Linked DNA regions of Homo sapiens: regions 2, 3 and 4 are each linked to region 1. The links are chromatin loops, found by intact Hi-C in ENCODE. Cell type or tissue: dorsolateral prefrontal cortex. All regions are shown on one strand.

Region 1 (5,000 bases):
TTCAGAGAATGAGATTGTACCTCCTCTTTAGTTCTGCTTCGCTCCAGGTTACCAACTGCCCCAGTTTCCATGGGACTGTTCTAATAGCAAGACATGAAGTCCGAGGGCCCCTTTTATGTTGCCCAATTTTCCTGGCACTGGTACAAAATCCCAAATCATGTGCAGTGGGAGTGAACTTGGAACTGCAGAGTTTTGCAGGGATTATGAAAGAATCAGACACAACCCATGTTACTGATCTTCAATAAAGAGAAACTCCAGAGCATTTCTTCCCCTGAACTGATTTTACTTTTTGTCAACAGCAGCCAATACAAAGCCTCAAACCCACTTGGCATTCGGCACTTTTGCATCAGAAACTGCCTGTGTTATTGTGCCAGTGGTTGCCCTAGGTGTTCATCATGAGCACTTAAAATGATTGCTTTTGCAGTTGCAGATGGCTGTACCGGTTCCAAACAAAGAGGGTCACTGAGGGCTCTGCTTATAGAGTGCAGTTTCTGGAAGGAATTCACCACAGATTGTACAATGAAGCCCAAGCTCGCTGGACTCTGCTGGCCCAGGGAATTTTTACAAGGTTAAGTCAGCCATAAATTCTGTCTGGGCCTTGTCTGTTCCCTGATAGTTCCTCTAGGGCTTTTTCGAGAGTTTAAATTAAACTATCTTCTTGTCCATTGAGATGCACAACTCCCACTCCCTATGGATGTGTTTGTGCAAGCTCCGTCACAAGAATACGTGGGAAGTTGGGTTCTGTCTTCACTGCCATCTCACAAGAGAAGAGAGTTGAGGGACAGTACTGAATTACACATGATCGTGATCTACACAGACCATCCGTTTTAGAAAAAAATTGAAAATCTCTGCCACCTAGGAGAAAAGAGAGTAGGGAATCAAAAGAGCCCCCCAAGAGATGATTACTTTCATCTTATAAAATGAAAATTATAAACTACAGGGAGTTTCTTTGTAGATTAAAAAAATCTTATTTCAGAACGTTTTACTTCTTTCTTCAGAACGTTTCATTTCTGCTCCTTACATCTACATAGTATTTTAAAATTGGTGCATGTCATACCTTGGACTTGGAATTCTTTTCTTTTTTTTCTTGTTATTGCCAAACCCTGTGCCCCCGAAAGAGTTCCAGGTGTTCATAAGAGGCTGCTGGAGTGTATTCTTCCTGTCAAATGTGCAATTACTGAGTTATCAAAAATACATGGGCTCCCTTATCCTGATTCTGTTCTCATTTTTGGACAGTTTATTCCTGAGACTGATCAATCTTGTAATCAGGTTAAACCTCTTATAAAAAACATTTAGTGCTTTTATCATAGATAAACCACATAAAATCCCCCTGCCTGTTGAGTATGGTCAGTATGTCATGCTAGTAAAGAAAGTCACCTTGTTTCCTCTTAAGCATGAGGATGTAGTAAAAGAAACTCTTGTTGATTTGGCTTCCCGCCCACCCCCTTTGCCCATCATTCAGCAGAACCTGGAGTGTGTAGGTTTCTAGTGGCTTGCAGCAGAACTGAGGGAGAAGAGAAGGTGGAGAAGCACTGTGGTTGAGCTCCATAGAGTAGGCTGGGCTTCTGCAGAGCCTTCTATGCCAGGGAGCAGCTGGTCATTTTTGTCCATCCCCTGAACTGATTTTTTTTCCCCTGAAACCTTGGCTTGGATCGCTTCCTGCAAACAACGTGAAATCTTGCATGTGTGCCAGGTGAACTGCTGTTCGAGATATTTTCAGAATTCAAGGGTGTTATGCTAGGAAGTCAGGATCATTTAAGTAAAACAAACAAACAAGCAATTATGGGGTTTTATTTCTGTATAATCTGTAATTTTGAGTTGTAGTTCCTTGGGGGGAGGAGCAGCCTGAGATGGTTATGGTGTGTTACCAGGCAATTGCTACAGGAACAAGGCCAGGGGCCTACTGTAATTTAGCCTTTGCAAACAAAGCTAAAAATATCAAAACATGATATTATAGCAACCCCTTTGTCTTTTTGGTTTCCAGTCATTAGAAGCATGTTTTTTGTCTTGTCATTTATTTGTTTAAAAAAATGAAAAAAAAATCCCATCTCAGGCTCCAGGTGCCTGCTGCAGTGTAGGAGCAGGGCCCTGTGCATAATGAAGCTGCCCTTGCTGGCTGCTAACATAGAAGTCAGGAGACCAAGGCGCCTGCTGTTATCTTAGAGATTGTTTTTGCAGTGCTTGCTTCTGGCCTAATAACTACTGGAGGTGAAAATGGAAGAATCCATTTTTCTTTTCTAAATTACATGGAAAGCCAGCCCATGATGTCACTCTTCTAGAACAAATAACATTTAAAAAAATTGTTTTAATGGATTTTTGAGATAAATATGAATTGCTGTGGAGGGATAGCAGTGATGTAATGGAAAAAGAAAAAAATGAATGTGGGACTGTCTAAATGTTTGTCTCCACCAGGAATGTTATTGGATTCTGCCCTGTTTGTTCTTCCTTTGTTAGTTACGGTCACGGGGCATATTCTCAGTGGGCAGACCACAAGACACAGGCAGTGGAGACGCGATCTCATTAACGATTCAACACGCCACCCTAGTGGCCACCCGAGCACATATTCCGCATGGAAATTCGAAATGGACGTTCAGTTCATTGCTTTGGCTCTCTGGGAAAGAGGCTCTCAGCTTGGGTTGCATGGGAAAATCACCTGGACTCTTAACAATTACTAACGCCCTCTCCATCCCTTCACACTCAAATTCCCCTAGTCACAGGTAGGGCTCAGACTTAAGTATTTTTCAAGCTCTCCGTGCAGCCAGGGTGAAGAACCACTGTCTTAGAGGAAAGCAAGTTTGGGCAAATCCAAGTGCAGCCTCATCTGGCAACCTCAAACTCTGCTGACCTCCTTCTGCTCAAGAGAAGATGTCTTCTTGCCCTCCAGAAGAAAGGCAGAGAAGACCTTTGGGAATTGGAGTCAGGGTTGTAATTTTCTTAGGCTGTGGCATATCTTTTTCTGTCTGTAAAATAAATACCGCAAAAGTGCTGAAAAAGTCTGGAAAAAAAACCACCCATGCTGCTGTTTTGCATCAGTATTGGCTCAGCAGCCGGGTCAGCCAGGCAGATTTAATGCCTTTGTTATAATAAGAACCTTTTTCTTCACCCAGGGGAATAGGATGTCACAGTTTTGACCTCTGTGGTTTCGCTATTGACCTGGTCCTCAAAGCCAGAGAGTTCAGAGCTAGGTCTGAGGTTCTGAGGTTCTTCTCCTGGGAATTGTCAAGAGTGTTATGGAAAGCAATTTGTTAGGGATGAGACATCTCTCTGGTGAATGGTAATACTCTGAAAGGAAGAGATGTGTCCAGCCTTGTCTCAGAGAGGCCAGTAGGGAGTGCCCTTTGCTGTCTGCCAAGAGGGAAAACCGTATGTTGAGGAGCGTTCTGCTTGTTGGATAAGAAGTGAACATCTAGAATGGAGTTAAAGAAAAGTTTTGCTCAGACCTGGCTAAGATCGAAAGAAGAAAGTGTCAGGGTTCAACTGCCCTGAAGACGTAAGTGTCCAGGCAGTATGCCCAGTGCTGCGGGTGCCGGGCTGTGCAAATGAGAGCTGGTCTCAACACCCTAGAGTATGCAGTGAAGGGGAGAAGAGAGGGAGTGAGCAAGTATTGGGAGGAATTTCACAAGGGAGGTGCTGGGTGCCATGAGAAGAGACAACTGTAGGACCCTACCCACTGGCATGTTCCCAGATGGCCACTGAATGGGATTGCCGAACACCACATTATCTTGCAAGGTTGGATGGAGCATCCTCCCTCCCCTTGTGCAGATATCACTGCAGGTAGACCAGATGCCTCTGGGTACATGCTCTGCAGTCTGCATTTAGCGCTGTACTCTGAACTAAGGGTGGAGAAGAGGACTCCATGGGGGTACATGCTCTGCAGTCTGCACTTAGCACTGCACTCTGAACTAAGAGTGGAGAAGAGGACTCCATGGTAAGAAACACAAACTGACTTGTTTTCTCCTACAATACCCATACTCACTTCTAATACTTCACTTCTGACATGAGATGTTGGGGCAGGGGCATTCCCACACACCAAGCAATTCTCCAGTGAACACCAACAAGGTGTCCTATAATTTAAATCATTTCTGACACTGTCTACCTGGAGTTAGAGTCAGATCCCACAGGCTAAAGGCTCAGTCCCACGAGACTGCCCTCACATCACATTTCAGTCGCAAGTCCCAGGTTGTGACCTTTGCTTCTGACCCTCCAGCCATTAATCAGGGTTCCCACAACCCCCTCCTTAGGTTCCATGATTGCTAGGATGGCTCACAGAACTCAGGGAAACACATATTTACATTTACTGATTCATGATAAAGGATAAGGATATTACAGAGGATATAGTTGAACAGCCAGATGAAAAGGTACTCAGGGCAAGGTGTGTGGAAAGAGGTTCAGAGCTTCCATGCCTTCTCTGGGTGCACCATCCTCCCAGAACCTTTGCCTGGTCAGCAGCCCAGAAACCCTCTGAACCCTGCACTTCAGAGATTTTTATGGAGGCTTCATCACGTAGGCAGGATCCATTATTAATTCAATCTCCAATCCTTCCACCCTTCTCAAAGGCTGTAGAGCAGGGCTGAATGCTCCAACCTTCTAATCATGATTTGGTCTTCCTGATGACCAACCCCAGCCAGGAGCCCACCGAAAGTCAACTAATTTGAACAAAAGACTCTCCTATATCACCCAGGAAATTCTAAGAGAGTAGGAGCTGTATGTTGGCAACAGGGGTCAAAGACAAAATATATGTTTCTAATTTTGTCACGATATCACAGGGACCCACTGTCTGCTCATTGGCAGCAAGCACCCAGCATGACAATGGAAACGTGTCTGTGGGGAGAACAGAAGTTAGAAAAAGGTGGCTGTGAAGTAGCCTGTGGCATTGTGGAACCCACCTTTCCATTATTCAGGACCCTCCACAAGGTAGAAAGTGACTTAGAAAGTCACTTAGAAAGAAAAGGAAATTTAAGTAAAACCACCCCATCCACTTAGATGAATTTGGAAAAGGC
Region 2 (5,000 bases), 180 kb before region 1:
TAGACCACGTTCAAAAAGTTTTTTGTTTATACTTGTAATATTTATGCCTGTGGAATGACACAAAAGACAATCTTGAAATGTCAGAAAATGATAAATAAGAGTTATTTGTTATTTTCTCAGCATTTTTTTCCTTTTGTGTGTGTAAGTGAAAGTTACTCATCACGTTTAAAATTTAAAATTTTCATCAAAGAAAACCATCTGTCATAATGAAGTAAAAAAGGGACATTATGTGATTTTCTTTGAAGATAAGGGATTGAAAGTGAGTCAGTTAACTGCCCTAGGTTACCATTTGAGGTCATTTTGAACTAAATTGGCTTTGGAATCAGAATTTAAATTACCAGTCAGACTCAATTAAGATAACTGGTCATGAAGGCAGTTCATTCGCCTGCCTTCCTTCTTATAAAAAGAATATTTTTATTATTTGTATTCCTTTATAGCCAAGTTAGACATATGCATTATTTTTGAGAATATAAACATTTCACACAATAATTGATTTAGGCATTTAAGGGTAGTTTTGTATCTAAATAGGAAACCAGAAAAATCATTCACTATTTTGTGTTCTAGTGATATTCACAGTAGATACTTTTGAAGTCACTGGGAGGTAAATCAATATATTACTGAGTTATATTTTTGCTGCCCTGTGCAATATTAAGAGAATAGCTTTCACAAACAAACCCCAGTTAAAGTTATTTAGTCACAATAATAAAAGTACAATTGGACATATTTTAAGAAAACATAAATTATAAATATGTGCAGTTATTTTAACAATTTATGAATGTATTTCTAAATACTAAACTTTTTGTTTGTGATAAGTGAGTATAAAAATATATATACAATTATATACTCTTAACTTGCTCAACATGAGAGATTTAAAATGATGAGTTCCACTGTGAGTTTAATCTTCACTTTCATCTTTTTATTTATTTATAGACTGGAACAAATAAATCAATTTTTTAATTATAAATTTTTAGTAATTGAAAATTATTAAATGTACAAAGGAGGAGAACTTTTAGAATTTAGAAGTACAAAGGAGGAAAACAATTTAAACCTACAGATTGATTTGGTGGGATTGGTTGTATGTCTGCGGCTGTCTGGAGAATCCAGGTGCTTAAGTGCCTTGGACTAGCTGGACACTGAAACTTCACAGGGAAACAAAAATGTCTGGAATGACTTGTTGATGTTCTTGAAATGATGCTAATATCTATTCTATAAAACCTGAAGGTATGTAGATATTATTGTCTGTTTCGAGTCATGTATCTTGGGATTTGGGACTGTTGGAGAGAAGATCGGTTTGATTTAGACCATGATAGGTATTGATCTATATATATTTTTGAAATATTTTGGCTAAAATGCAATTTGATGTGGTAAGTCTTATCCATATCTAACATTTTATCTTAAAACTATATCTGTAGAAGTTGTTTTTTAAAAAGAACAGAAAAATCGAGTTGCATTTTGGTGTTTAATGCATTGATTTTAAAAAATTATATTCAGAGCAAAATGTTTGAGTTTTCAATGATTTTTTCCTTAAAGCATTAGGTGCAAACGTCAGGTAATTCTATGATTAGAATTGTGTCGTGATACTTTGTGGGTGAAGACAGTCCAAAACCAAAAATGATGAGACAAGTGAAATCTTTATTAAGGAAGGCCTAACAGCTGTATCAGATAAGTTTGCTTTTTCTTGGAAACTTTGGTAAAAAAAAAAAATCACCTGGGAAATAATGTGATTAGAGATGCTTCTTAAATGTGCATATGTGTTTAGTCTGTTCTACAAAGATATTATTTTCTTTGTAGCATTGTTTTATTGAACAAATTTTGTTAAATTTTCTATTAAAATAGTCTTATAGTGATTTAATAACAATTTGGAAAAGTCGCAATCTTTATAAGCATATGTGTAAGTGAGATGGATTACTATTAAAATGCAATTTCTAGTATTATAGCTCTTTTATAATTTGTCTAGCAGATTTTCTGGTTTTCACCACGAAAGAAATGTCATTTCTTAGTCTTCATTTGGAATTTATAAAAAATTTTAAAAATCACCACATTTTCCAAAAGTTTATGCCAGAAAATCATTCACTATTTAAAAATGAAGTGCAATTTCTTAATAGAAAAGTATAGATTGAGTCTTGTCCCATATAAATGAGTTTCCTAGATTTGGAAAAAAATTAATACATTGGAATCAATAGTTGACCACAGATTTAAATATGATACAAAAGGTTTAAAAATCTAAATTGTCATTGTTTACAAAATACTGGCAAATTAGAGCTACAGCGCTTGGTGTTATTGTGTAATCTTCTGTTTAAAAATAAACAGTGGAAATAATTGTAGAAACCTCTGGGCTTAGAAAGGCTTGTTGGTGGTTCTTCACATCCTACTAAAAAAGCAGGCTGTCTTTGCATATTAATCACTCTGTGAAAGGAAGCTTGCCTTATTTGCATTGTGCATGCACTAAGAAGTCCAATAGTGTGCCTGAGAAAAAAATGGGGGGATTGTAATTGTTGTTCTCAAAAGGGTTTTTATTCCATTCAAGTGGAAAAGCTGAATACTGGAGAATTAGTGCAGTGTTTTGTGGAAGAAGAGTCCCTTTTGGCCACTGCATTGCATGTGGTGCAATCCCAGTGTGTAAGGATCCTGAACGTTGGGGTGAAGAGGAAAGTGACTCATCTTTCTATGATGCAATAGTCTATGTTCTTGTACATCTCTATAATTTTGTAAGCATTTTCTCCTTGTTATGTATCCGAAAAGAGGTAGAATGAAATTCTGAGAATATATGCCATATTGGAAATCTCAGGAGAGTTAAACATGAACCAAAAAATCTAAATTGGTGTTTAGGTTTTGGGAGTGGGGTGAGATGAGGACACACAACATAAAATTAAGCAAATTGTATTTAAGTGTTATTGTTTTTAGAAAATACGTGATTCGGTTAATGCCTGGAAGATATTTGTCCACCAAATTGATTTTAAATGATATTTTTGACATTATTTTAGTAATAATGGCATGTTTTTTTCTTCATTGTATTTTAAGACTCAGTGGTTGAATGTAAACATTGAGAATAAAGAGAAGAAATGTTCTTAATATTAGTGAGGCTTTCTTTTAATAAGACTGTGTAAGATGAGCTACTTATAATGTTTCTCTTCTATGGTAAAACACTCTTCATGAAAGCTTTTCCTGATCTCCTAGTTCTAGCTGGCAACAGCCACATTAGCCAGTACAGTTTCCAAAACCTCAAAATGTACATTAATTATTTTGGAGGTCTGTTACTTTGGACTGGTTTAATATACTTTACATATTTTTAGCATCTTTTGAAAAATTCTGCACAGATTATGGCATTTCCAAGTAGATTTGAATTTCACAAGGGGGAAAATACGCCATTGTCTGTGTTCACATATTTTGACAAAATGATTGTGTATAATCATGGAGACAAAGCTTATTGTTTTAAATGATTTTGTTAAATACTAGAAAGTAGTTCACTGAGTTAAAAGGTTTCATACAGGTTTCCTAAAAACCATTTGGCTTAGATATATTTAACTATCTGTGAAACTACTTGTTATTATCCTCTTTACTATTGTATGGGTTTGGTTGGATTTTGTCTGTTGAACACAGATCCTCTGATTTTATTTCGATTTTATTTGAATTGCTTTCTGTAATATTCAACTACATGGAAATTGTGTTTAATTTGGGCTTATGTAGAGTGGTCCATAGACTTTGAGTGTGTGTTTGGGTTGCTGTTCTGAAGAACAGAAGTAGCCAAGAAGTAGTCTGAAAAAGTAGGACCATAAAAAATTAGACTGGTAGAACAAAAAAGAAAAAAAAACAAACAAAAAAAACCTGTAATTTTTACCATTCAAAAGTCCTTATATAGGTTTCATAATAAATTTTTTTCCAAAATATTACTGATGTACTTCTCCAAATGTTTATTATAGACATGTCAAAAGACAAAATTATGACAAATTTAGTTATAAATCAAATTGTCTTTTATTTGTGATTCATAAATTGGGGCAGCCTCCATTCAACAAAATAGAATGAGAGCTCCCACTGAGCAATGGCAGAACAGTGGGTTTGGAAAGTGGGAACAAGGAAACAACTATAGAAAAAAAGAAACTGGTTAACATCAGGTTACTTCCGGTGACTCTTTTGCAAGTTAAAGCAGAGGAGACTTCTTTATTGCACTGACTCAGGTCGACTGGAATCTCCTGTTTTCAGGAAAACCCAATCTGTTTTGGGATCTATCTGCTTCTTTAACGTTTCAGTTTGATTATATGGCATTTAGCTTGAGTGACTCCATTTTGGTTTGGTCTGGTCTCTTGGGGTTGGGTGCAGAAGCTCAGTCTAAAACAATGGGCTCCCATAATTTTTGTTTAACGGACATAATTTTTAGAATGTATACTTCATTTAAATTTGAACCTTTTTATAAAAATCTGAAATGCATAACACATTTTTAGAATTGTGTAGACTTCATAAGTATGCAAAACAAAAACAGCTGGTATCAAGCACCACTTGATCACCTTTAAATTCAGAAAACACACTTGACAAAATGCGACACCCCTTCAGGATGAAAACACTCATTAAATAAGGAATAGAAAGTACTTCCTTGACCTGATAAAGGGCATCTATGAAAAATCCAGAGCTAACATACACAAATGGGCCATAAGGACAAATGGCCAAAAGATGTCAACATCATTAGCCATCAGGGGAAATGTAAATCAAAGCCACAGTGAGATACCACTTCACACCCGCTAGGATGGCTAGAATCAAAAAGACAGGTAACAGCAAGTATTAATAATGTTGTGGAAAAATTGGAACCCTCAAACACTGCTGATGGGAATGGAAATGGTGCAGCCTCTTTGGAAAACAAGTCTGGCAGTTCTTAAACAGAGTTACCATGTGAACCAGCAGCTCTGCCCTTCCAAGAGAAGTAAAAACATATGTCAGTATAAAAACATGTACACTAATGTTCATGGAACATTATTAATAACAGTCAAAAAATGGAAAAAACCTAAATT
Region 3 (5,000 bases), 72 kb after region 1:
TGGGCTGGAGCTAATGATTTATACTTTACTAGTTCTGTTTTTTACTAACTTAATTCAGTAAATAAAGATCTGAGTCTGTGACCATCCCATAGGACACTTGTAACCCAATAGCTTCTTCCTTCTAAAGGTGACCCCAGACTCTGAGAATGATTTTGGGAACTACAACTGTACTGCAGTGAACCGCATTGGGCAGGAGTCCTTGGAATTCATCCTTGTTCAAGCAGGTGAGTGTCCCTTACTCACCTGAGAGCAGCTGCCACAACCCCCCACCTAACCCTGCCAGCCCAATTTGTGTACTTGAGTGATTCCAGGATATTGGGAAGAAGAAAGGGCCAGGGTCAGCAAAGCCAGAGAGTTGGGAAGCTGGGAGCCATTGGATCAGCGCATGGGGCATGTTGGGGGAGAAGCATCTGGTGAGATGGGCCAGGAGGACAGGATACAGTGACAGGATTCCCAAGAGTGAGCAGAAATGACAGAGATGTGCCTTGTGACTGAGAGTTAATGGTCTTGGGCCAAACTGGGCTCACCTGAGTCTCCATATGTGTCTTCCCCACAGACACCCCCTCTTCACCATCCATCGACCAGGTGGAGCCATACTCCAGCACAGCCCAGGTGCAGTTTGATGAACCAGAGGCCACAGGTGGGGTGCCCATCCTCAAATACAAAGCTGAGTGGAGAGCAGTTGGTGAAGAAGTATGGCATTCCAAGTGGTATGATGCCAAGGAAGGTGAGTTGGGCGAGTTGGTGTTTCCATTGGGATCATGAGTGCCTCAGTACTCAGATGTCCCCACCTGCCATCCTGGGCATGTTCCTACAGAATCAGGAACTGCACCTCCAGAATTAGGTCAAAGTCATATCTGCCTGTAGAGTTGTTGCCCCTATTGCCACCCCAACCCATGCTCTGTGCTTCAGAGCCTGGTTCTCATGACCCTTCCAGTATGGATGAAGGCATCTGTACCACATTCCAGGCAGGAACCTTGTGTAGGTTCTGAGCGCAGCCAGATGAGTCCAGCCCATAGGTTCTGAGCATGGCCAGATGAGTCTAATCCATCCTACTCTGCACGTTTGAGTTACCTGTGCTGCAGGTTCTCTGCCGACACCCGGCCAGTCCTGCTTGGATATCTGTACTCAGGGACTGGCTGTCTTGTAATTGTGATAGTAACCAAATAAGCACAGCCAGCAGGACAAGTCTGCCCTTAAATCAGTCCTGTGCTAGCTTTCCAAGCTAAAGATTAAAAGACTGACCCTTGGATTACTGCAGTGTGAAGATTCTGAGCCCAGATCATCTGAGGATAATGTGTGCTTATGTTGGACTCCCCTTTTTGGGTTTAATTGGAATAACTCAGTGAAGTATGTTTTGTTTCTGTACAAATTTTTAATCCTGGTCTCGTATGTGGTAATTCGAGTGGAATTGGAAGTAGGCTGGGATATCAGTATCACAGCCATTCAGAGACATAGTCCAGTGCAGTTTCACTCAGAATTAGTTCTGCCAGAAAGTTTCCATCACTTCTTCAGCTTCTCGGGGGAGCCAGGGGGCCGAGAGGAGCTGCTGGGTAATCAGGATTGGAGCCAGAAGAAAGCAATCACTTTGCCTTCCTAACTTCCCTCTGAAATCTCATACCAATTTTGTGGCAGGTTGATCTCATGTCACTATCTGTCCACCCGACTTTTTTTTTTTTTTAAAGATCAATTCTAGTTATTTTTATTATAAAATATACATAACATACATTTTACGTTCCATCATTTTTAAGTGTAAAATTCAGTGGCATTAAGTTGTAACCATCACCACCATCCATCTCCAGAACTTTTTATCATCCCAAACTGAAACTCTGTACCCATTAAACACTAGCTCTTCATTCACTACCTCCTCCCAGCCCCTGGCAACCACCATGCTTTCTGTCTCTATGTAGTTGGCTATTCTAAGTACCTCACATAAGTGGACTCATATGGCATTTGTCCTTTTGTGGCTAGCTTATTTTATTTCACTTAGCATAATATCTTCAAGGTTCATCCATGTTGTAGCATGTGTCAGAATTTCCTTCCTGTTTAAGGTGGAATAACATTCCATTGTATGTCTATGCCACATTTCATGTATCCATTCATCAGTCAGTGGTCATTTGGGTTGCCTTTCGGCTATTGTGAATGATGCTGCTGTGAACATGGGTAGCCCAGGTATCTGTATCTGTTTGGTCTGCCATCTGTATCTGTCATTTGGGTCTGCCTTTCGGCTATTGTGAATGATACTGCTGTGAACATGGACAGCCAGGTATCTGTATCTGTTTGGTCCCGACTTTCAATTCTATGCATATGCCCAGAAATAGAATTGCTGGACCAAATGATAAATCTACAGTTAATTTTTTCAGGACCCTCCCTACTGTTTTTCAGAGCGGCTGCACCATTTTAACAATAGACTCTTTTGTCATCCTTCCCATATTATAACAGCCAGCATGGAGGGCATCGTCACCATCGTGGGCCTGAAGCCCGAAACAACGTACGCCGTAAGGCTGGCGGCGCTCAATGGCAAAGGGCTGGGTGAGATCAGCGCGGCCTCCGAGTTCAAGACGCAGCCAGTCCGTAAGTAAAGCCAGCTGCCCCCCTTTTCCCAGCCCACCTTCTTCTCCCTGGGGGCAGTGGGGAACCCTGAGCTGGCCCATGTCATTGTTCAGACCACAGCTTTTTGTCTTTCAGATCCCTCTGCTCCTGGAGGCCCCACCTCCTAGTTCTCTGGTTCTCAGTGACAGCTAACACACAGTCCCTTCATTCTCTCTTTCTCCAAGGGGTTGGGGACACTGTCCTAGTAGCCGGTCCAGCTTGTTAGAATAACAGTGAAGGGGAAGGCACCAACACATTATTAAAGGAAGTGGGGAGAAAACCAGGAGTGAGTTGTCAAAGGATCTGGGAAAGTTGCTTTTCGACAGGCCACAGAAGCCCTAAGCACCCTGTGACTTGCAGGAAGAGGGTAAAGATGGTGACAGTTCACATAATGCATTGCGGGATCTTTGATGCAGCAGAGATATTAAGTCAGAGACAAATGGAAACTGCTATAGAATATGTGAGCAGCAGCAGAAACCCAGCAAAGCCAAGGGGAAGAGGTAGCCCTGGCCTTGGCCTTTTCTGCTCCTCTCCCTCCCATAGCAAGAGCATTCCTCACGGCCTCTTTCAAGAGAATTGCTTCCCCCTGATTCCACTCAGGGATGTATCTCTAGGTTTTCCTCGGCCATTCCCTCTTTCTTTTAACTACGCCTATCCCACTTTGCCCTCCCTTCCCACCAGCAGCCAGGCTGTGGGCAAGCCCTGCTCCTGTCATACCCCTTTGCAGACAGAGATACTACCCTGGGAAGCTCCTGAGTCCACCCAGCTAAAGAAGATACCGTAGAACTAAATTTCTGAGTGTTCACAGAGTTCCCTGGGCTCTCTGACCCCTGGATTTAAAATGCACCTGGGAGAATCCTTTGCTTCCTTCTTTTTGAAGCCAGGGGCCTGCAAAGGGACCCACTGCCCTTACCTCTTCCCAGAAATAGGAAAGCCTGTCTCATCTTCCTTCTACAGGAGTGGCTTCTTTCTCTGGATTTGAAGTAATTTGATAATTTGAGTTTCCAGCTCCATGTGCTCTGCGGATTCTATTCATTTCTTTTACATCTTATTTTTTTTTTCTTGGGTCTGTCTCTTGTTTTTTCTTTTCGTCTGTGTTCCATCCATGGGAAATGCAGATAGCCCTCCTCCACGTAAGTGCCTCTTCATACCTCATTACCTGTTTCCATAGCGTTAACATCTGCTAGTTCTAGTTCGTAATTTAGTTCTGGTCCCTTTTTTGTCCCCTAGAGGCTGAAGTAGATGATATTGTCTGGGCCCTAACCACACTGACCTTAGTCTAGTTGTGCTGTTGTTAACGTCTGTAGGTTACTCCAAGAGGCTAACACTCTTCCTGTTTTAGAGCATGCAACTTCTGTGTCTTTGGAAATTGTGCTTATTTATTAATTTTTGTGTGTGATGATTACCCCACGGCAAAGATGGTGTTTGCTGAGCCAAGCATGGTGGAAGTCTGCAGATGGGCCCTGAATAACACGCTATAGCCCCGCCTCACCTTCAGCCAGGATGCCGGGAAAGTGACCACAGCCCCACCAGGCCACTATTCAAAACACCTTGAAAGGAAAAAGAACCTGAAAGGATTTTCATATTTGCTTTTAGGAGATAAAGGAATTGAGCTCAGTTGCTTCCTTGCTTCTTGTCTGTCAGCTTGGTAGCTGGAGGGGAATAGGAGGACTGGCCAGGGAGGCTCCTGCAGCAGCTGCCATAGTCAAAACGTAGCATGAACTTTGGTTCCGAGCCATGGGCATGTCCCACAGGTAGCTGTTGCAGAGTTAAATCTCTAGTTCCGGTCAGCTCTGTTCTTTAGCATGTAGTTACTTGCAGTGTGCATCTCCTCGTTTGGGGAAGACTAACCAGCTAATGTAGGAACTCTTCTGCCATGCATGCTAGGGAAGGGGAGATTCCCCACTGGAAGGACACCCTTCATCATGTAAGCTGTACATAGAGGACACAGGGAACAAGGGTAACAGAGAGATGAACTGTGGTTTGACCCCATTAGCCTGCAGAAATGCCCCTAAACTTCCCTTCTCCTGAGATTTGGTTCTTCCTAGGCTGAACCAGAATAGCGGAGGGAGGTGTTACCCAGGCAGACACAGAAAAAAAGGTATTCAGGAAGCTGTACAGTCTTTTCATAAAAAGGCTCCCAGCTCCTGAAAGGTACCCAAGGAAGCTTATCTTTTTAACATTATTCAGAAATATTGCAGCAACAGCAAAAACTAAGTAGCTACATGTAGGTATTCTGAGATTTTGAGCAAGTGCCAAATGTCCTACCTCAGCAGAGTTGGTGCCGGGATGAACCAGCTCTCGAAGGCATCAGAGTTGGGGGATGGAGCCTTCAGGCCGGACTGACAGGTACCTGCTCTGGGCCTGCAGCTATGCCCTAAGCAAGTTCGAGAGGAGCCACTCTGGGC
Region 4 (5,000 bases), 110 kb after region 1:
AACAGTTCCAAGAGTCTGACCATCTTCTGGGAGTCTTGGGGGTGAAAAGGGCATTTCTGCTGCACCAGGGTCTCATGGCACAAGGACTCAGGCCCATCTGGATATTTATAAAATGTGAGACCCATGTTCCTATATTAAGGCATACAAAAATAGGCATCTGTGGGTCTCATTCTTGGAGCAAGCCAGTTCCCTCTTTAGTGCCAACCCCTCCCAAGCCAGGAATCACAGAAGATGGACAGCTCCACCTTCATAATCTCCCTGTCCTGGGCAGCTCTGACCTCGAGGTTATGGGGAAACTCTTCCCCAGAAGCCTTCTTTGCATCCAAGGTGCACAGGTGAGTTAGTCAAGGGAGGGCTGAGGGAAGACCATAGCAAAGACAGACCCATGGAGGTTTATATTTTTCCTTTTATGAAATATTACACAAGAGGCAGGAGATGGCCTTTGTTCTTCTAGTTATCTTGGACTAAACAATTCTGTGATAGCCACTGAGAGGGAATGGGTGTTGGCTTTCGCCTTCAATACCCTGCTGCCCATTTCACAGCCTGTCCCTTCTTCACAGCCTCTTTTTTGTAAAAGCCACAAACATTCTCTTCCTAGCTTAAAGAGCATCTCACCTGCTTGAGGAGTTTAGACTCAGTGTTGGCATACAGTATGGTCGCTTTTCCTTTGGGGCATACTCTTTGTTTTCTCTTGATCCACTCAATACCTTAGGTCAAGTTTGTTTTCAGGGTCACTGGGTGAGACAGCACAGTGCACCCTGGGGTGGCAAATCATGGGATCACGTGCTCCTCTTTGTAATGCAGGGGAGGGAAGACCTAGGAGCGTGGTCCTCATAAGAATCACCTGGGCTGCTTGTTCAACTCCTGTTTCCTGAGCCTCATACCCAGTGATTCAGATCCCATAAAAGTGGGGAGCCCCAGATTCTGAATTGTTAACAAACACCCTAGGAATTTGCTACAGGTGGAGATATATTGAGTTTAAAGGTATTTGTCATGCAAAAATAAAATCACAAGGATCAGTGATTAAATATGGGACCTACCGAGCATTTTGGTCTTCCAGGAAAAAGTCTTTCTCAGTCCACACTCTGGAGACTGGCATTAGGGAACCTGTACCGTGTGCCAGGCAGTGTAGAATGTATGACTTGGAATGACAGGCTCTTGTGGTTGAAGAGACACTCTCCACCCATGCTCCTGCCCAGTGTGGGAGCCTCATCCACAGCCTTACAGCGTCCCTGCCAAGGGGTCTTCTGGCCTCTGCTCGAGTGCCTTCAGCATCAAGGAACTCACCTCTCAGAGCAGCCCACACTATGTTGGATTCGCCCTGTTTATTAGTCCTTTCTCAGATGGAGCTAAAATCTGCCACCACCATAATTTCCACACATTGGTGCCATATACAGTAAGACTACTTCTTCCTTCTGGTTATAACACCTTTAAATATTTGGAAATAGTATTCTCGTCTCCAGACTAAACACTCATCCATTTGTGCAACAAGTATTCTTTGAACATTTTCTGTGAATCAGGATTGTCCTAGATGCTGGGGAGATACAAGAGAGACAGGCAGGGTACCTGCTGGGATGTCCTAGGGGGGATGGCTAGATCATAAGCATGTAAATGAACAGAAAGTGGCAGATAGTAGTTAGAAGAGAATAAAACAGGCTAGCAGCATGGTAGGTATTGGCTGGAGGTGCCACACTAGATAAGAGATCAGATAAGGCTTCTCTGAGAAGGTGACACTGGGACTGAGGCCTGCAGGACAACAGAGAGCCACCCTGGAGGGAGTGTTCCAGGCACAGAATCATCAAGGCCCTAAAGCGGGTTGAGCTGGATGTGTTCAGCAGGCAGAAGGGAGGCTGCCGGTTCACGCCATGAGGCCCAACAGAGGAGTGGGCAGAGTCTGCAGCAGATGGTGGGCCTTTTAGGCCGGGAGAAAGACTTTGAATTTTATATTCAAATGAAAGGGGAGGCCGCTGCCCTACTTGTTTATGCCACAGTTCAGAAGCCTTTTCCCTGCCTGGCCCTCCCCTGGATGTGCGCAGTGCCAGTGCCGCCCTCCAGCTGGGTCTGATGAGCACAGAGCAGTTGTCCCAGCTGCTGTCCTCTCAAGCACATAGAGCAGCTTTGCAGGAGTTTATTTTTCCTCTTTAGAGATATGATTAGTTTCACAAAATCATATTTACACATAAACCTCAGAAGATATAATTAGTGCCATTGAGTCCAAAAATCCAGACATATTCCCCACTGTCATCAAAAAAATACTTTCAGATCTTTCTTCAGGGAGTAGGCACTTTACACCTATCGGGTACTGATGTCCGGAAGCTGCAGTGGCCTGGAGCCCTGTGTCATGGAATGGAGAGAAAACCCAAGGCTAAAGTTTCTTCCCTGTTCAGGGAAACAGCTATGGGATCCTGAAGACCAAGAAGGCCTGTGTCTCCTTTGCTTTTTGGGTGGAATGTGTGAGGACTCTGGGGAAGTGGATGGTTTTGTTCTTATGAGACTAACCAGAAATACCTCTGCATTCATGGCTGCTAAGAAAATGACCCATTCTAGCTGACGGCTAAGGCCAGTGGCCAGCTTCCTGCTGCCAAAGCCCAGAGACAGGTGTCCAGAGCTGGGTTCTCCAAGCAGAGTTCTTCGCCATCTCAAGCCTTCCTGGGGGAATGCGCTAGGATCTTCAGTGCGAGGTCAGCAGGGACCAGCCAGAGAGCCTGAGGAGGAAGGGCTGGGAGGCAAGCCAAGGTCCCAAAGGGACTAAAAACATGTACGAGCTGCACCCAGGGGTCTCAGGAGTCATTTGTGAGGGATCCTCTCTGGCATGCTAGGCTGATGGCCCATTCCCCAAACTGAAGTTTGAAATATGGACCAGTGGAGAGGGACAGCCACCAGAGAAGCACTAGAGTGCCTGGACAGAGACCCCTGGGGCACACAGAGCCATCAATACCACCACCCTCCCGCAAATACAGGCTGCATGAAAAACAAAAAATGTGTGGCCCAGCTCTGGTGCTGGTTACTCAGTTACATGTTCCCTCCACTATCTATCTGGCATGTTACATGGCTCGCAAGCTGCTGAGCCTGGCCTGGTGCTTGGCAAAGCCTAGCGAGCTGGGTTGGGAGTGGGGTGGCTGGTGGGGTGAGCCCCAGGTAGTGCTGGCTACAGTTCCCATCTTCAGTCTGCAGTCCTGGGTGGCTTCAGTTGGCCCTGAGAGCACAGGAAGCTTTAGACATAGTCTACTGGTGGGGCAGGGCTGCCAGTTATGGAAGCAGGTTGTTCTGGAGGAAAGATGAATTAGAAGTGCCCATATTTCAGTCGAGGGTGATTGTTCCCACATCGACTTAATGGCAGAGCTCCACATGGGTCCTTGCTTCCTGCATCATGACCACTGTCTCCCAGACACTGATGGGAACCACCAAGAGGTCAATTGGTCCATCCCAGGCAACTAGTGTCAATCGTAACCATGGGTTGATCTCCCAGGGGCCCCAGAGAGCTGAGTCCAGGTCTCTCTGTGAAACCATCAATAGCCAAAGACCCTGGGGGGATTGCAGATGGGCACCAGGGAAGTAAGACACAGGCTGAGTCTTTCACAGTGAGTCCAGCCAGAACCAGGGTGCCAGGTGCTAGAATGTGAGAGTGCATGCCTGTCTGCATGGGCATTTATCCTGCGTGTGAGTGTGCCTGTGTGTGTGTGCACCTCTGAGTGAGTCTGCACTCACTTCAGGTTTTCCTGAAGTCTGGTCCAAGCAGGCCTGAGCTCCTAGATGGTGAGTATTCCCAGACCTTTCACCTTGCCCATGGCCTGGGGAGGCCTCCATGTCTCTGGAGTCACCCAGGCTTCACTTGTCTTCCTGGGGTGCAGTGAGGAGGGTAAACTATGAACCCAGTGTGCTCTAATGCAGGGCTCCTTTGGGGTCATTCCTAAAGAGGGAAAGAGGAAGTGGAGAAGTATAATGGGGATGCTATTGTGATGGACAACCCAACAAGCCCCAAGAAAGCCCCAGGAACCCTCCACCACCCCATTTTGGGCCCCTATCCCTGAGCACTTGAGGAGCCACAGCCCCGCCTGAAATCAGTGATCACTGCCTGCCTGTGCTGCAAAGCCTTTTGCCCTGGTCCAGGGGAAACACAGCAGCGCCCTCCAACTGCCTCATTATCCGGTGTTCTCAGACAGGCGGGGCTCAGTCTGCTCCCAGGACTCACGGGAGGCCAGCTGACCAGGCTCACCCCTGTTCCCCAATCTGTGAGATGATGTTGTCATCCCTCCCTCTGGAAGGTATAGAAAGACCCTGTTTTCTCAATTCTGGGGCATAGAAGGTCCCCAGGAAGGTGTCACTCTGGGCATGAATGCCATGACTCTGTCCTCTGGGCCCTCCCCACCCGCAGGGGCTTTTGCTGGCAGGGTCTGGAGGTCTCGCATCTCAGTCTGTTAACCACCAGCCATCTCTCTCCCACTCAAGCCAACGGCAGCCCCACCTCAGGCCTGAGCACCGGGGCCATCGTGGGCATCCTCATCGTCATCTTCGTCCTGCTCCTGGTGGTTGTGGACATCACCTGCTACTTCCTGAACAAGTGTGGCCTGTTCATGTGCATTGCGGTCAACCTGTGTGGAAAAGCCGGGCCCGGGGCCAAGGGCAAGGACATGGAGGAGGGCAAGGCCGCCTTCTCGTGAGTGCAGACCTGTCCACCTTGCTGAGGTTTGGGCTCTGCTCCAGCCCAGGGACCCAGCAGCTGCACCACCCTGCGCCATCAGCTGGTGCCTTTCCTTTCATTGCACGTTCTCCATTTGGAACCCTGATGGGGGAAAAACATTAGAGAAAAGTTTCTCAAAGCATGGTCTTTGGGGGTTACCTGTTTGAAATGTAGACTCTTGAGCCCAATCCCAGATCTCTTGTATTAGAATCTCCCCAGAGTGTGAAAATCCCTGTGTAGGTCAAAATGAGGGAAATTGTCAGAACTAAACCTGGGGAGGAGCTGCCATGGGGTAGGGCAGCATTAGAGGGACACACTT

What was found. Hi-C counts contacts between places; a loop is a spot of excess contacts. Peaks named below come from ENCODE experiments on the same cell type or tissue, not always from the same donor. Only the 100,000 strongest peaks of a DNase experiment are listed, where the experiment ranks them.
Region 2: it touches region 1 in a loop (8-fold over the local background); 2 of 110 quality-filtered maps call a loop at or near these places.
Region 3: a loop joins it to region 1, with 2.7 times the contacts of the local background. A loop is called at or near these places in 4 of 110 quality-filtered maps.
Region 4: it touches region 1 in a loop (2.0-fold over the local background); 3 of 110 quality-filtered maps call a loop at or near these places.

Annotation. Positions count from the first base shown.
Region 1 is chr11:113,160,297-113,165,296 of GRCh38, forward strand. All of the region lies in intron 1 of NCAM1 (neural cell adhesion molecule 1), which reads left to right. Among named protein-coding and RNA genes, the nearest start is that of NCAM1-AS1, 110 kb to the right of the region's middle. In dorsolateral prefrontal cortex, a CTCF peak has its summit at 2,532; a DNase peak (open chromatin) is centred at 2,515; H3K27ac peaks cover 3,954 bases.
Region 2 is chr11:112,975,427-112,980,426 of GRCh38, forward strand. The region is part of intron 1 of NCAM1 (neural cell adhesion molecule 1); the gene reads left to right. It also overlaps the pseudogene RNU7-187P. Among named protein-coding and RNA genes, the nearest start is that of NCAM1-AS2, 14 kb to the left of the region's middle. In dorsolateral prefrontal cortex, a CTCF peak has its summit at 2,272; no DNase peak of the experiment used is centred here; H3K4me3 peaks cover 1,158 bases; H3K27ac peaks cover 2,509 bases.
Region 3 is chr11:113,232,591-113,237,590 of GRCh38, forward strand. It overlaps NCAM1 (neural cell adhesion molecule 1), which reads left to right. Exons shown (of 20, transcript NM_181351.5): 12 at 128-224; 13 at 557-727; 14 at 2,443-2,574. Among named protein-coding and RNA genes, the nearest start is that of NCAM1-AS1, 39 kb to the right of the region's middle. In dorsolateral prefrontal cortex, no CTCF peak of the experiment used is centred here; a DNase peak (open chromatin) is centred at 2,501; H3K27ac peaks cover 4,503 bases.
Region 4 is chr11:113,265,739-113,270,738 of GRCh38, forward strand. It overlaps NCAM1 (neural cell adhesion molecule 1), which reads left to right. Exons shown (of 20, transcript NM_181351.5): 18 at 4,450-4,657. NCAM1-AS1 (NCAM1 antisense RNA 1) reads right to left here. Exons shown (of 3, transcript NR_034101.1): 2 at 4,466-4,783; 3 at 3,794-3,910. Among named protein-coding and RNA genes, the nearest start is that of NCAM1-AS1, 5.7 kb to the right of the region's middle. In dorsolateral prefrontal cortex, a CTCF peak has its summit at 1,975; a DNase peak (open chromatin) is centred at 2,043; H3K27ac peaks cover 3,785 bases.